2 separate regions of the Homo sapiens genome follow, and region 1 is linked to region 2. Evidence: chromatin contacts called from ENCODE Hi-C or POLR2A ChIA-PET data. All regions are on one chromosome and are shown on one strand. The core of a region is the stretch at or near the end of the contact, and the rest is flanking DNA. Distances in the headings are between cores, read along the strand shown.

Region 1 (3,932 bases), core at 570-3,069, 97 kb before region 2:
GCTGGGCAGCCTTATATAAAATCCATTCTAAACTGGCTGCCTAGGCTCTTAGGGTCTTTTTTATTTTATTTTATTATTATTTTTTTAGACAGGATCTCACTCTGTCACCCAGGCTGGAGTGTAGTGGCGCGATCTCGGCTCACCACAGACTCTACCTTCCAGGCTCAAGTGATCCTCCCACCTCAGCCTGCTGAGTAGTTGGGACCACAGGCATGAGCCATCACGCCTGGGTAATTTTTGTATTTTTTGTAGAGATGAGGTTTTGCCATGTTGCCAGTCTGAGTCATGCATGACTCATGACAGTGTGAGCCACTGTGCCTGGTCTCTTAGAGACTCCTAAAACCACACTTCTCAGCCGGGCGCAGTGGCTCACACCTGTAATCCTAGCACTTTGGGAGGCCGAGGTGGGTGGATCACCTGAGGCAAGGAGTTTAAGACTAGCCTGGCCAACATGGCGAAAACCCGTCTCTACTAAAAATGCAAAAAATTAGCCAGGCGTGGTGGCTCAGGCCTGTAATCCCAGCTACTCAGGAGGCTGAGGCAGGAGAATCGCTTGAACCTGGGGGGCGGAGGTTGCAGGGAGCCGAGATTGCATCACTTCACTCCAGCCTGGGCTAAAGAGACTCTGTCTCTCTCACACACACACACACACACACACGCACAAACACACACTTCTCAAACTTTACTGTGCAAACAACTACCCTGGGTCCCTTCTTAAAATGCAGATTCTGATTCAGCTGATCTGGGAGAGCCTGAGATTGGGCATTTCTTTTTTTTTTTTTTTTTTGAGACGGAGTCTCTCCGTCGCCCAGGCTGGAGTGCAGTGGCGCAATCTCGGCTCACTGCAAGCTCCGCCTCCTGGGTTCACGCCATTCTCCTGCCTCAGCCTCCCGAATACTGGGACTACAGGCACCTGCCACTGCGCCCGGCTATTTTTTTTTTTTTGTATTTTTAGTAGAGACAGGGTTTCACCGTGTTAGCTAGGATGGTCTCGATCTCCTGACCTCGTGATCCGCCCGCCTCGGCCTCCCAAAGTGCTGGGATTACAGGCTTGAGCCACCGCGCCCGGCCGAGATTGGGCATTTCTAACCAGCTCCTGGTTATACTCCTGGGTGGTGCTGAACTTTTTTTTTTTTTTCTAGTAGAGACAAGGTCTCGCTGTGTTGCCCAGGCTGGTTTTGAATTCCTGGGCTCAAGCGATTCACCTGCCTCAGCCTCCCAAAGTGCTGGGGCTACAGGTGTGAACCACCTCCCCCAGCTGATGCTGATGATGCTGATGCCATTGGCCCATGGACCACACTGAGTAGCAGGCTTTAGAGCACAGGCATCCAATCTTTTGGCTTTCCTGGGCCACATTGGAAGGAGAATTGTCTTGGGCCATACGTAAAATACACTAACACTTAACGATAGCTGATGAGCTTTAAAAAAATGCAAAAAAACTCATAATATTTTAAGAAAGTTTACAAATTAGCGTTGGGCTGCATTCAAAGCCATCCAGGGCTGCATGTAGCCCACTGGCGGTGGGTTAGACGAGCTTGCTTTATAGCTTTCAAAGCTGAGTCATGCATGTTGTTGATTCTGTTTGATGCTCCTGATTGTTTTCTGTGAGGGAGGGCAGTTCCTGGGACAATGAACTCTTCCCTTCCTCCATCCCCTCCCCCAACCCTCACCATTACCTCTGTCTGCTCTCCTTCTCACCCCAACCCAGCCCTGAGGACATGAGGGCACTGCCAGGTGCCTGTGGACTTGATCCTCCCAGGATTAAGCCCTTCCCACCACCCACATCCTACTCCTTTCCCTGCCATTGAGAAAACCTCTGCCGCCTACCTAGCCCCCAGGCTAAAACAGCTAGGATGGGGTCAAAGGGCTCAGGATTTTGGCTTCAGTACTGGAGGCAGGAGGGTTGCGCTAGGGTCGGCTTTTATGCCTTTGTTCAACACAGCAAGCACACATTACCCAACAGAACTCTGCCAGATATGGGAAAACCTATGGCCTATGCTCTGCAGGAGGCTACAGTCTGGAGGAAGGGGTGAATGTTAGCCTGGGACAGGGGGCGCAATATCAAGGCACTGGGCCCTGGGCCCAGGAGAGGAAGGAGAAAGCTGCCAGGCATGGGTCAGAGAAGGCTTTGTGTGGAGCTACGCCCTGGAACATGAGTAGGCGTGGGCCAAGCCGAGAGGAGAGAGGGCAGGGTGGGTCAGGTCATCTACCATGTTATGAGGACTCTAAGATCCTTGAGCCAGTGGGAGGGGATGAGGATTAGGGCTCATCTGGGGATTGGGGATGAGGAAGGAATGGGTGACCAGATTGGAGATGCAGGCATATGCCACCTCAGGGACTGCCTGTGTGCCCAACTCAGCATACCCTGTGTGCCTGTGGGTATGGGAACAAAATTCTCCCAAACGCCTGCTTCCAGCTTTGTGCCGTTGCGTTTTCTTTAGGCAGATGTTGTTAGCTGTCACTGCACTGACCTCTAAGGCCACCCCAGCCTCCATGAGTGAACGCCCATGCCTTCACCCCTCCTGTCTGTGGGGAGGAACCCCACCCCCTTTCCTCCAGCAACTCCTACACATCGCCTCCAGGCCTTCCCAGCACCATTCCCTCACCAGGAATGTTCTTTGCCCTTCTTCACTTAGTTCATTCCTATGCATTCTGCAAAACTTAACTCTGCCACACTTTTCTGACCTGTCCCCTCCCAGGCTGGTGAGGGAGAGCAGATCATCCTGTCTGTCTCCCTGCGGACAGGAACGGAAGGTGCCCACTGGTCACCTAATGCATTGCAGTGACTACTTGTGGGATCTGGTGACTATTGCAGGGACAAATGAAGGACCCTGAAGTGCCTGCCTGTCCCTCCACCCCAACCTCTCTGTGGCTTCTTTTGCTGTGCGTCTAGCTGGGTGCAGTGTCCCATTGCTCGACGGTTCCTCGTTGGCGTCTGCTTTCCAAGTCCTCCCTGGATGCCTCTTCTATGCACCTACTGAATCAGTGGGCTGTGCTCTCTTTCACACAGTGACACTTCTGGCTGAGAAGTCACTAGTAACCCCCCACCCTCTTTCATCACAGCCAGTGGGCCCTAAAGCTGACCCTGTGTTTGGCCCAACCCACCTTCCACTTTGCCTCTCATGACTGAGCCTTGATTTATGCCCAGGTGTTCTCAAGCCCACACTCTGATAGCTGCCCCTCTGTCAGACTCTGCCTCTTACAAAAGGCCCTTCTCTTATCCATCTCTGACTCTCAGGCCAACACCTGTCCTACTTCCACTCACTGACCTTCCCTGACCAATCCAGGCGATGATCACTCCCTGCCCTCAGAAGCCTGCCACACCACTCATTGGGCAGGTAATTTCATGTTCTCCATGGGGTCATTCTGTGTTCCTCTGTGTGCACCGTGCCTGGCACAGAGCAGGGGTGCAAAAATATTTGTTGACTGAGTGTGCAAGTGTGATCTCTTTCTCCTGGCAAAGTTTCCTGAAGGTAGAGGCCGTGTACTCTCTACTGCACAGCTGACTTTATGCCCAAAGCTAGTCTGCCAGATATATTTGTGTATTGGCAGCTTAAAACGACCAATCTGGTACCAGCCCCTTTAAGTGAATTGACTATACACAGATGCACACAGACAGACAGACAGAGAGACATACACACACACACACACACACACGAGACATAGTTGTTTTGTTTTTAAACCCAATGCATAAGACCCAGGAGCTCTTTGGAAATCAAGAGAAGAACTCTCTGTGGTGATGGAAATGTTTTATATCGACTCTATCCTATATGGTAGCCACTAGACACACATAGCCATTGAGCACTTGAAAATTGTGGCCAATGTGATTGAGGAACTGCATTTTTAATTGCATTTAATTTAAATTAATTTAAATGTAGGTAGCCCCATGAAGCTAGTGGCTGCCCTCCTGGACTGGCAGTTCTGGACCACTC
Region 2 (3,781 bases), core at 650-3,149:
GTTGGCAAGCCTGGAGTTGCTGGGGCCACCCTTGCCTCTATATTGAGAGAGCCTCTCTAAGAGTGAAGCTTGCACAGGGGAATGTGGAGCCTAGAGATGGAGAAAGCTAATACTTGAGCACCAAGACCCAATTATGCCTGAAGCTACTACTATCCCTGGACTTTCAATTGCATGAGCCAACAAAGTTCCTTTTTCATTTAAGCCAGTTTGAATTGTGTTTTTGACATTCACTATGGAAACAACCCTAACTAATAAGAAGCCAAAAGGAGAAGGAAAGATGAAGATTAGTTCTTTTTTTCTTTTTTTTTTGAGATGGAGTTTCGCTCTTGTTGCTCAGGCTGGAGTGCAATGGCGCAACCTTGGCTCACTGAAACCTCTGCCTCCCAGGTTCAAGGGATTCTCCTGCCTCAGCCTCCTGAGTAGCTGGTATTACAGGCATGTGCCACCACACCCAGCTAATTTTGTATTTTTTTTTTTTTTTTTAGTAGAGACCAGGTTTCTCCATGTTGGTCAGGCTGCTCTTGAACTCCTGACCTCAGGTGATCCATCCGCCTTGGCCTCCCAAAGTGCTGGGATTACAGGCGTGAGCCACCAAGCCCAGCCAAAGGTTAATTCTTTCCAAGTCTTTTTGCTCTCATAAAGCGTTTATTTAATTAATGAGGCCTTACATTACTTTATCGGAAAAGAATACTTATTTTCCTCAATTGTATCATGTCCCCAAAACATGCAGTTTCCTAGAAAATGTGACCCACATTGGAAAGAATGAAAATCTTTACTACCACTAAGGTTGACGACTATTTCATGAAGGACTATGCAAGAACCACCCACCAGCCTACTCCCCACCTTATCCCAATCCATCTTCCACAGACCCACCAGCATGAATCGTGGCACATTTTTGCTTAAAATCCTCCAAGGGCTTCCCATCACACCAAGAATGAAGTCAGAGCCCTTTATCCAGCCCTGTGTGGCCTGACCCTTCTCCAGCCTCATCTCATGCCAGTCTCCACCCATGCAACATGGGCCTCTCTGTCATTTCCTTGAAGATGCCAAGCTTGATTCTGCCCCAGGGACTTTTCACATGCTGCTCCTACTGCCGGGAATGCTTTCCCTACTCCACTCACCCTCAGGTCCCAGTCTAAAGTCCTGTTCTTACAGATGCTTTTCCTACCATCTTCTTCCCATCTGAAGGTCCCTGCCTCAATACCCTTTGTAGCATCCTGGTTATTTTCTTCACACAGTTTATAATCATATATTCACTAATGGGTTTGCTTATTGTCCATTAACTTCATGACGGGAGGGATTTGGCCGTTGGTGATGCTACTCAGAGTGTGGTCAAGGGACCAGCAACATCAGCATCACCCAAGAGCCTGTTAGAAACCAGAGGTCTTGCCCCAGGCCACTGACTGGCAATCCTCAGTGACTAATGTGCACGGTGAAGTTTGCAAACTTCAACTTCTAAGGGTCCTTCCTCTGCTCTAAGACACCTTCTGCCCTCATCCTTCCCCACCGTGAAAGGAGTCAGAACTGCTGGCTTCTGTGCATCTCTTTCCATTCTCCTTCCTTTCCCCTGGGAAGCATTAATATTAACCAGTAGGGCCAAGAAACACAGAGGATGCCATGAAATTTCCTCAAAGAGCTGGGGGCCCTAGAGGGCTTACATGAGAGCCCTGAGACAGGCGTGCAGCCCATGAATGAGCCCCTTAGGCTCGGACACACAAGAGGCCAATTTGTTGGCACCTGCTGTGCCTGGAAGCCAGGCTGGAATGTCATGAGGCAGGGCCTGGCAGCAGTTCAGAGAGTGCAGCCTTCCTCCCGGGCTCCTGTTCTCAGGCTCACACAAACCCAGGAAGGGCAGAGACAGGGAATGTTTGCACAGCAGATAGACTTTCTCTACTCCTCCCTCTGCCCAGCCAGAGTGGAGTCGAAAGAGCACGCTTGATTTTAGTTCAAGTTTGGGCCAGAGTCCTTCTTTGATCTGAGAGGCTTGTCTTTTCCTGGGTTATTTATTTGTAGAAACCACTCTGGTTTCCTACTACTTCAAATACACCTACAGGAAGCCACTGGCAGGTGGGGTTCTAACGCATAGGCCTGTTTTACTGCCCTGGGTGCCACCGGCTCATTGTGATGGGATCAGTTACCTGGATCCCTGCACGCAGGTGAAATTTACAGCCCTGGGCTATAGAACAAAAGGCCCTGTTCTGTGGAAGAAAATGGGTTCTGATAAAGCTAGCTGGGAGGAGAGGCCAGAAACAGGGAGTCCTAGGTTCTAGTCCTGGGAGACCTTGGCAGACCTTCCCTGGGCCTCAGTATTCTCTCTCTAAAGTGAGACCCAGGAAAATGCATATTTTAGTGCTTACCCAGGGCCAGGGAGCTGTGACAGAGATATGTAAGGATGACAGTTCCTGACTGCATAATCTCAGCTTGCAATCCTGAGCTCCGGGACCCCTAACTCACCACTAGGGGACCCCAGGATTCCACATAATCGCTTTCCCCTCCAACCCAACATTTTGCTATGAAAATTTTCAAACACACAGCCAAGTTGAAAGAATCTCACAGTGAACACTAATACAGTGCAACCTAGATGCTACCAGTAACATTTTGCTGTGTTATTGCACATCCATCTATCCATCCAGAAATCAATCTCAGTCTTTGGATGCATTTCACAGTAAAGTGAAGACACCACCGTCCACATTTCCCCTTAAACACTTCAGCCTGCATATTATTAACTAGAGTTCCATATTCTTTTTTTCATCTTTTGAGGGAAATTTTACATGTAAATAAAACACACAAACCTAAAATGCACACTTGTTGAGTTTTGACAAATGCATATGTCTCTGAAACCCAGATCCCCAGGAATGTCCAGAACATTATCATCACCCCAGAAAGTTCCCTCATCCCCTTCCCAGTCAATTCCAACAAGAGGCAACCACTCTTCTAAGTGAGAAATACCAGAAACATTCCATAGATTCACTTTGCCTCTGCTAGGACTTCATGTAAATGGAATGATCCAGTATGTAGACCTTTGTACAAGGTTTCTTTCACTCAGCATGTTTTTGGGATTCACCTACGTTGCTGTGTGTATCAGTAGATAATTTCCTAGAATGGCAAAGAAATATCCAATTGCATTAATATGCTCTACTACACAACTGCCTTACTATGACTGCTTCAGGGAACTCCAATAAAATGGGATTTGGGAGCAAAAAGAAGGCACGGGCTGGGTGCGGTGGCTCACACCTGTAATCCCAGCACTTTCAGAGGCTGAGGCAGGCAGATCTCTTGAGGACAGGAGTTCGAGACTAGCCTGGCCAACATGGCAAAACCCCGTCTCTACTAAAAACGCAAAAATTAGCCAAGTGTGGTGGCATATGCCTATGGTCCCAGCTACTTGGGAGGCCGAGACAGGAGCTGAACCCAGGAGGCAGGAGCTTGAACCCAGGAGGCAGAAGTTGCAGTAAGCCGAGATCGTGCCACTGCACTCCAGCCTGGGAACAGTGAGATTCCATCTCAAAAAAGAAAAAAAAGAAAAAGAAAAAAAAAAAGAAGGCACAACTTTGCTACCAAAATGCAGTGAGAACGAGCTGTGTTTGCCACTGTCCTTCTCCAACCCAACAAGATGCTTTGGAGGCAGGTGTCCTCGGCTCAGTTCCCAGTTCCACCACTCATCTGCTGTGTGCAAGTTCTGGTACCTCCCTGTTCTGCAGCTTCTTCATCTGAAAGATGCTGGTGACAACAGGACCTTCCTCAAACAGCAGTTTTGAGGAAGAGTGAGGTAAGCATGTGT

What was found. Hi-C counts contacts between places; a loop is a spot of excess contacts on that map. ChIA-PET counts read pairs that join two places held with the same protein, here RNA polymerase II (POLR2A).
Region 1: a map of PC-3 shows a loop between it and region 2 (2.7-fold over the local background). The contact joins two enhancer-like sites. A Hi-C loop is called at or near these places in 6 of 168 maps with a recorded cell type or tissue (DLD1, MCF 10A, PC-3 and 3 more). POLR2A ChIA-PET finds 5 or more read pairs at or near these places in 2 of 52 experiments (H1 and activated naive CD8-positive, alpha-beta T cell).

What each region holds. Positions count from the first base shown.
Region 1 is chr15:80,952,343-80,956,274 of GRCh38, reverse strand. It overlaps a transcript of MESD not described here. Among named protein-coding and RNA genes, the nearest start is that of MESD, 36 kb to the left of the region's middle. RefSeq lists enhancers at 702-1,674, 1,675-2,646, 2,647-3,619. Within about 2 kb of position 1,819, at least 3 of the 41 ENCODE cell types and tissues checked have a DNase peak (open chromatin) inside an H3K27ac peak, as active enhancers do; they include PC-3 and PC-9, where a contact is called at or near this core.
Region 2 is chr15:80,855,254-80,859,034 of GRCh38, reverse strand. The region is part of intron 1 of CEMIP (cell migration inducing hyaluronidase 1); the gene reads right to left. Among named protein-coding and RNA genes, the nearest start is that of MIR549A, 15 kb to the right of the region's middle. Within about 2 kb of position 1,899, at least 13 of the 41 ENCODE cell types and tissues checked have a DNase peak (open chromatin) inside an H3K27ac peak, as active enhancers do; they include PC-3 and PC-9, where a contact is called at or near this core.